Linked DNA regions of Homo sapiens: region 1 is linked to region 2. Evidence: read pairs that join two places in POLR2A ChIA-PET (ENCODE). Cell type or tissue: MCF 10A. All regions are shown on one strand. Links, peaks and the distances in the headings refer to the core of each region. The heading gives the core; the rest is flanking DNA. Region 1 overlaps NOD1 (nucleotide binding oligomerization domain containing 1). Region 2 holds the start of MIR550A1 (microRNA 550a-1).

Evidence for each region. ChIA-PET counts read pairs that join two places held together with the same protein. Peaks named below come from ENCODE experiments on the same cell type or tissue, not always from the same donor. Only the 100,000 strongest peaks of a DNase experiment are listed, where the experiment ranks them.
Region 1: POLR2A ChIA-PET joins it to region 2 with 5 read pairs; 13 of 35 experiments call an interaction of 5 or more read pairs at or near these places.

The regions. Positions count from the first base shown.
Region 1 is chr7:30,466,882-30,471,281 of GRCh38, forward strand. The region is part of intron 1 of NOD1 (nucleotide binding oligomerization domain containing 1); the gene reads right to left. Among named protein-coding and RNA genes, the nearest start is that of NOD1, 9.7 kb to the right of the region's middle. In MCF 10A, for the core only: a CTCF peak has its summit at 2,526; a DNase peak (open chromatin) is centred at 2,640.
Region 2 is chr7:30,288,653-30,293,052 of GRCh38, forward strand. The region is part of intron 1 of ZNRF2 (zinc and ring finger 2); the gene reads left to right. MIR550A1 (microRNA 550a-1) reads left to right here and starts at 1,142; the gene lies at 1,142-1,238. MIR550B1 (microRNA 550b-1) reads right to left here and starts at 1,238; the gene lies at 1,142-1,238. In MCF 10A, for the core only: no CTCF peak of the experiment used is centred there; a DNase peak (open chromatin) is centred at 1,829.

The DNA.
Region 1 (4,400 bases), core at 333-4,332, 180 kb after region 2:
AGGACATGCACCTTCTTTATTTGTCCTTGGGTTACATCATTCACCTTCTCCCAACTTGTGTTGGGTCCTGCCACCTCACTCCACCCCTCACTTGGCTCCACAGAACCACATCCATCATTTCTGTTAGAATTACTGGGTTGGTATCCCTAAAAGCCAAGCCGACCAGTGATGAAAAAGAACACGGTGGAGCTGCATGTACTGACATAGAAAGAGCCTTAAGACATCCTGTCACTTGAAAAATGTAAGTTGCAGAAAGAAATATAGAGTATAATAACATTTATATGGCTTGCCCACATCCCCTGCCCTCCAAATACACAAAGCACTCCACGTTCTCTATAGGCATACGCCCGTGAATGTAAATGCAAAGAAAACCACCTGTGAGAAGACACACGGTGTGAGAATGAAAATTACTTCTGGAAAGGGAGAGGACACCAGGAGTAGGGTAGGACTTTTATTCGTAATGTTTTTTTTTTTATAAGAAGGCTATACACTTGCATGATTGAAATATTTTAGGGCCTTTTCCTCATTAGGGCATCTCAGGACATCTTGAGGCAGGCCAGCACAACATTCTCAGCGACTGCCTTGTTTTGAGGAACTATGACTTTCAACTCAAAGGGCCCACCTGCCCTAGAGAGAAAATGCTTGGTCTTCATTAAACTAAACGATGGTTCATTAAGACCAAACAAACTCAGATGAGATGTTAAGACTTTCTGTGCACCTGTAAATCAATAAAAAGCTCTTCCTGTTTTGTGAAAGTATCACAATAAATCTGATGGGATTGTGGGTGGGAACAGTTTTTTTTGTTGTTGTTGTTATTTTTGTTTGTTTGTTTGTTTTGAGACAGAGTTTCACTCTTGTCACCCAGGCTGGAGTGCGATGGCGTGATCTTGGCTCACTGCAACCTCCGCCTCATAGGTTCAAGTGATTCTCCTGCCTCAGCCTCCTGAGTAGCTGGGATTACAGGCACCTGCCACCACACCCGGCTAATTTTTGTATTTTTAGTAGAGACGGGGTTTCACCACGTTGGCCAGGCTGGTCTTGAACTCCTGACCTCAGGTGATCCACCTGCCTCGACCTCCCAAAGTGCTAGGATTACAGGAGTGAGCCACCGCACCCGGCCTATATTTTGTTTTAAATTTAGTAGAAGGCCATCAACTTAGGGTATTACCATTAAGCCTAGTTAGAAATAAGGAATATAAAGTGAAAAATAATCAGTCCCCACAAAAATAGTACAGAGCAAAAGTCAACAATACTGGCTTTCAAGTGGATTTTTAAAATCCCAGAGCCACAAGAAATACCATATTGAAGAAATGCTCAATGGTTGCCAAACGTTTCATTTCCTTTGTCTTGTATTTCCTCTTTTTTTCATAAAACACATACCTCTGAACACTTCAAAACATTAGCAGCTCAACTGCCTTCTGGAACATTCTGACACCGAGTGATGTTTTAATTTTGATTTCTCAGCAGCAAATGGATGATGTCAAAGGGGCCTCACATTTTCCTAACCAGTATCAGCTCCCCAACCCAAATGGTTATTATTACCAAGGAAACTAGTTCAGATTCTTTTTCCCTTTCTGTTAAAAACACATCCTATCACCCAAGTTTAACCAGAAAATGCCATCTCTGGTAAAGTCACAACCTGCCATACACAACATGGGCTTCTCAGACATTCTGCCCACCACCATCCTGGACAATAGGAATAGATAACTGATATTCATTTATTGAATGAACTAAGTTAAAGCCATCATTCCCTGCCTACCTCATGTAGGTACCTGCCTACCTCAGAGGTGATATAACCCAGATTGCAAATGTCAATTAGAGTGGGCTCCACCAACCCCCAACATAACTGGCACACATATACCCATGAATGGGGACCACATCTGAATTCTCCTTTAGGAAATGACTTCTCTTGAATATGATTCATTTTGGTGAATTTAATCCACAGGCTCCACAGTTTTACAAGTAAAGAAGATAATTATACTCTAGTTGTTGACATGAACTGCTTGGATGTTCAGGGTTGTGGTGATGACGTGAACAACAGACTTCTTCACTCTGCAAGTTACCCAACAGCAAGCTGGGTGGATGAAGCCATGCCAACAGCATCTGGCAGGAGCCAGCACCAAGCACACCTTACACAGCTTCGACAGAGCTGCACGGAGAACACATATGCTTGGTCAGCTCAAATGGTGTCCTACTTTTCCTGCTGCATGATCCACAACAATCTGTGTTCTGTTGTTGTCTGTTTGTTTTTCTTGCTTGGTTTACAATTTCTTAAGGAACTTAACCTGGAAAACAAGCCCGGTCATGTGGGCCTCTGCCATGCCAGAACACTATAGGCAGCCGACTCTGGAGACAATTTAGCAGATGGATGAAGCTACAATTATTATTGGAAGCTTTTTAACTCCATTGACACTCACTGACTTTAAGTATCTGAAAGCACTTAATCCCTCAGAATTTGAAAGCAGATGGAAGTCAGTCCCTCCCGGAATCACCTCTCTCTCTCCCGGCTTCCTTCCCCTCCCTACTCCCTCTTCCCTCCCTCTAGCTCCCTCTGTCTCTCATACAAAGTACCTTATAGTGTGAGCTCCAGACACACAGACACTGCCATCCTGCCTACAAAGAAAGGAATGCAGACACAGCCAACGTCAGCATTCGGGGTGGGACCACAGTGGAACGCATACATCCTTTCACAGCTGCCAAGGCCTTCTGGGAAGTCCAATGCCTGCCCCCACATCTCTCAGAGCCAAACATCTTCTTCTGGTCAGGAAACCCTGTTCAGAGTGCACAGAGAGCCAGCTCCTCCCTTCTCTGCTGAAATCCTGGGCTCCTGAGGTCAAACAGAATGTTGTCCAAGCCACCTATTTTAGAGATGGGAAAACAGAGGCCCTGGGCAGGGCCCTGGACTTGTCCGGATCAATCAAAACTAGCATCCAAGTCTCCTGGCTGCGAGACAGTTGCTTCTTTTGTCTACTTCTGGCCAGAGTAGCCTCCTCAGTAGCCAAACATTTCCTCCATCCCCCCAGCGGGGATGTCACCTGTCAGAATGGGAAAAGGGTAGGGTTCCCACCTTACTCTGTTTCTCCCCTAAGCCCATCTCTCCCTGCTGGGAAGGCCCATGGTATTCTATCCCCGCCTCTCTCAGAGGGCGTGCAACTTTGTGTCCTAAGTTGATTATTTTCCTTTCACATTGGTTGGTAGTGGCAGTGAAGGACACAGACTCTAAAGCCAGGCTATCTGGTTCCAATCACCAGCTATGTGACTTGGACAAATAATGCTCTCTTCTGTGCTTCTGTTTTCTTCTCTGTAAGTACAGATAATAACTGCACCTACTCCATGTAGGGATCTCTGTGAGCATGCAGTGAGTTAATACACGTACATACGGTATTTAGAACAGCACTGGTCACATAGTAAGCACCGGCCGTGACCTACAAGAGGGCAGCCTAGGCCAGCATTTCCATCTGTCATCTTCAAGGCCAGCACTGATGACAAGGGAGGGCGACCATCTGGTGAGTCACCGTATCTCCAGCACATAGAGGGTGCTCGATAGGAACCGTCGAATGAATGAATCTGGCCGGGTGCACTGCGTATAGCAGGTGCTTCATCATGTCCACTGATACGTGGATTTCCATAATTCACAGGCTCACTTAGGGAATGTCACTTACCAAGTTTATTGGTGAATAAATTCAACTTTCCATCACCAATAGTTTCTGTTGCTCTAAGGCATTTATCTTCGCTGCTGTCTTTAAAAGGTTAACCAGAGCCCAGCTGTCAATGTCAAAAGCATTGCCTGTGCGACCACTTGGTACTTAATCACCTACTGCTTGACATTTTCTTGGTTTTATCCAGGCTTTGAAAAACAAAGTTCCCAAAACACTGCACTTGATATTCATCTCTGAGGGGCCAGTGAATAAAAATATCTTAATGAAGAAAGCCAGCAGAAAACAACAGAGCCTTGAAGTGGAAACCGGTTTCCTGGAACTCCACTCTGCGAGAGGGCTGAAGTGTTTATGCAGAGGAAAGTGCCACAGAAGTGGCCGATCTGGAAGCTGGAGGACATCTGGATATGGCATTTAGGACTGACACAGAAAGTGTCTGGGGCTTATCAAGTGAAAAGCACTCCACAAGAACAAAATATATTAGTCACCACCAAAGTGGGAGTTGAAACCGGGCCCACAGCAAATAAACACTCTGCTGATCGCTGGCCAAAATGCTTAGCTGAAGACGTTTATTAACCCCATTGAACATGTATACAGAGTCAGCAAGCATCTAGGACACAAACCTGTCACAGAGCTAAGTGGGAGAGTACCCAGGGATTTATGTGTGGTGACCCTGAGTGGCATTAAGAGGTTGAGAAGATGATAGAGCCATAACCCCTAAAGCATCTGCCCCAGACACTGCAC
Region 2 (4,400 bases), core at 279-4,278:
GTGTGTAGAAATTTCCTAGAATTGAGTTGCCAGACATCAGAATGTGATTATATTTATATAGGAGTTTTTAGGTGAAGTAAATCTTGTCCTTATTATTCTTTTCAGACTGAGGAGTGTTAAAGTGAACAGACGCTTTCTTGACTACTGCTAGTGTCGTCCATCACCTTTGTTTTAAAACAGGTCTTAAGGGTATTTCCTAATATTTAAAAATGTTGATGGTATTTTAGGGTTTGTTTGGCTTTAATTTACGTCTACGTTTTTTTTTCCACTGTCAAGTAGCTGTTGTTCATAAGAGCATAATATGAGTGGTCAAATAGCCTTTAATGATGCAGCAAGGATGGGGTAGATGAATTGGGCTATAGAAATATACCAATACATGGAGATTATTTCCAGAGAAATCGTGTGGACTTCTATAATGTATCCTTGAGTCCAGAAGTGAAAATGTAAAATGACTTAATCTAAGACAACCAGTGGTGCTGGGTTGCTTTTGGCCTCCTGATTTTCTTGAGCTTTTTTGGGTGTGGCTTGCTCATGAGTATTTCAGTAGTCTGATTGTAACTCAGGTGCCTTGCTACTTGTGAAACATGTTTTCTTATATTGAAGGAGTGTGGGTTATCTCTTAAAACTGAATATGTTGAATAAGACCTGTATTTCTAGGAAGATTTCTCTTAATTTTTAAGGCAGATGTGAAGTTTTATGGTGTTAGGTTATCTTCATCAATTAACCATTATGGAATCGGTCTCAGTTATCACTTCTTACCAATATCAAGTGCCAAAATGTTTGAATTTGGGATATTGTAATTAATCTATTTCCTATTCCTGAATGTTATTTTGTGCCATTGAAGGCTTTTATGGGGAGTGGCCGAAGAGGAATGTTTGCCTCTTTCTAAGAAAAATGAGCCTTCTAACCACAACCCCTGCCACTCCTGAAGTAATAAGAATTTTGGTGGTTATTGTTCCTCACTTGTAATTTCATACCTTCGTGTTACATGTTTTGCTGTGTGTAAGTGTGGCCTGTGTCATGGAAGTTTCTGCTTTGGGAATTTTTTGGAATTATTCTTGACTGCAAGGTGGGGAGGATTGGTGAGTTGCACAGGGCATCACCTGATCTGAGAGCAGCGTGACCTAAGAACCTGGTATTTTGATGCTTTGCTGGCTGGTGCAGTGCCTGAGGGAGTAAGAGCCCTGTTGTTGTAAGATAGTGTCTTACTCCCTCAGGCACATCTCCAACAAGTCTCTTGCTCTCCTCCAATTTGATCGCTTTGCCTGGTGACCAGTAACTAAGTTCTTCTGATTACCAAATATCATTAATGAGATATCAACTTTTAAACTATTTATTATTATTTGGGTTTTAAGGAGAATTGCCCTAATATTAAACTTATTACATGTAGTATTATGTATAATTGGGTATATTGGCAAATGTGTTAAAAGAGAGTGTAGGAACTGCTTTATGTAGCAAATTACTTCCTAAGTTTTATGTGAATATTCTTAAGAACTGTTATTTGAAATGTTAGTCTGTGTTTTAATTTTGCATGTACATGACATTTATTTGTTAAGAAATTGGACAAAACATAGGCCTTTTTGTGAACAAAGGGTTCAGAAATACCTTAGGTTCTGATTTTATTCGTTTTCTAAGCTGCTTATTCACAAATGACTGCAAATTTAGTGGTTCTAAGCAACACGTTTATTGCCTTGCAATTTCTGTGGGTCAAGAGGCTGGGCACAACTTAGCTGTGTCCTCTTTAAGACTGCAGTCAAAGTGTAGGTCAGGGCAGGGTTGTTATCTAGTGACTCAACTGGGGAAAGGTCTGCCCACAGACTTCCTTGGGTTATTGGCTGAATTTATTTCCTTGTGTCTGTTAGGTTCAGAGCAGCTTGCTTCTTCAAAGTAAGCAAAGGAAAGGTGAACTGGTGCTATGTTCTTACATAATCGTGTACATGTAATCACATACAACCCATTGCCTTTGCTGTATTTCATTCATTAGAAGCAAGTCATAGGTCCAGTTCACGTGCAAGGGGAGGGAATTATACAAAGGTTTAAACACCAGGAAGTGTAGGAATCAAGAATAGTCACATCAGTTCTTTCTGCCACATGGATTATAGATAGATTGACAGCTGAACATGTAACTTCTTTTTTAAACTCATTTTAATTTACTTTTAAAAAGTTGTACTAATGCATATGGTTAAGTATAGCATTAATAAACATGAACTTAACCCCTTTTAGGGGCTGGACATTATAGATACTGAGGGTACAAATATGGAGCTTCTTTATGCACTGCTCAACTCTCCATTGAATTTGAGAGATGGATATATGTGATCATTATACAATGCAACAAATTCTGTAATAGAACTGTTAACAAAACACTTAGTGAAGTATCTTTGTCTAGGCTGGTCAAAAAATGCTTCACAGAGGAGGGTACGTTTGAACTGTAGTTTGAAGGATTTAGAAGTTGTACGGAGAGAGGGCAGTACAGACTAAAGAAAAATCCACAAAAGTGTGGGTTTTGATAGGGCATACTGAAAAGTTAAATATGTCTGGATTGTAGGGTGCATAGAGGAATGATGAGAACCTGAAGCTAGAAAAATAGAAAGTGGAGCCAGTTGAAAGATTTTATAGTGCTGTAGGTTTGTTTTATCTAATGAAGTTTGAAAGCAGGGGGAGTATCATGATTAGGCCATTGGGCACAATTAACACTCGTAGTTTACATGGATGGCAACCTTCTCTAGTGGTGCAGACTTCAGGCTGTATGCAGCAACCCTGATCAGGATTCAGTTCTTAAGGAGGAGAGTGTGATAGCAGGAGAATAAGTTAGGATTCTTTTAAAATATAACTGATAGAAGATGCCTATGTTGAAAACATGGCATTGGTGAGGGAGAAGAAAAGTTAGATTTGATTGAGATTTCTAAGCTAGAACTGATAGAATTGACCTGGGTACATAGTGATGTCTTTAACCAGTATTAAAGATGAAAAGAACAAGTTTTAGGAAATGATAATGAGTTCCTTTCAGGCCTGTTAAATTTGAGTGGCTACAGGATTTTCATCTGGATAGAAGTATACTTTAAGTGGTTGGAAACATGAGTCTCTAATTCAGGATATTACAAAAAACTGAGAAATCAATTTGCAAGTTATAAATGAATCCAGAAAGTGGATAAGATTACTAAGGGATGAATATAGATTGACGAAGGACAAGGATGGAATCCAGAGGAGCAAGTATTTTAAGAGACAGGGAGAGGAAGAGGCCAGCAGTTAGAATTCAACCAGAGGGAAAGGAAGTTTTTTAAAAACCTGGGTTTTTTTTTAATTATAAAAATAATACCTGTTCACTAGAGAAAAACTAACATACGGAAAAGCAGGTATAAAAATCGCAAATTGCTTGTAATTTTACCACCAGAAATAACTGTTAATGTCTTTTATATATGTATTTGTTTTAGACACAAAATTTGGAACATTCATTTTTATATTGTTTTGATTTTAACCTTTCTGATGTTCTAATACAAAGTTTTAAAGCTACACATTTTCCTCCAAGAATTGCTTTACCTGAATCCCACTGATGTTGAAGTGTTCTTGTTAACATTCAGTGAAAAATGTATTTTAATTTCCCATATGATTTCTTCTTGATCCATGGGTTACATATTCTTTGATAACATGCTGTTTCCATTTCCACCAGTTTCTAACATCACATTAAAATTTTTTATAACATGATTTTTAATTATTACCCAGTATTCCAAAAATCACTCAAATATTTAATGAGGACGCGCTTTTCCGGACACTATTCTGGGGGTACAGCAGTGAAGAAATAAGATAAAAATCCCTGCTTTTAGGGGCCTTATTATTCTATTTGGGAGAGATAGTAAACAGACAAGTAAAATACATAGTGTGTTAGGGCATTGAGTGTAATGGAAAAAAAATGGAGTGCAAAGGCTGATAGAGATTCTGGGGTGGAGGCCTATCTATAGTTGCTATTTTAAATCGGGTTTTAAGGATGACCTCACTGACAAGGTGACAATTCAAGCAGAAAGTGAAGGAGCAAGTCATGAGGATCTCTGGGGTAAAAACATATTCAGGCACAGGGAGCAGTAACTATAAAGGCCCTGAGGCATGAGTGTACCTGATATGTAGGTTTACTTACAGCTGGAGTGCAGAGGGCTGTAGAAGATGAGAGCATAGTGGGGTGGCATGAGGTTGGGACAGAATCATAAACTGCCTCATAACCACTGACCTGTGGTTTGCGGCTTTTGTTTTAAAGAGGGATGGGGAGTATTTTTGTGCAGAGGATTGACATAATCTGACTTGGGTTTTAAAGGATTACTCTGGCTATTGTGTGAGGTGGCAAGAGTCAGCAAGGAGGCAAAAATCCAGATGAAAGATAACAGTGGCTTGGACTGGGTGGCAGTGCTGGA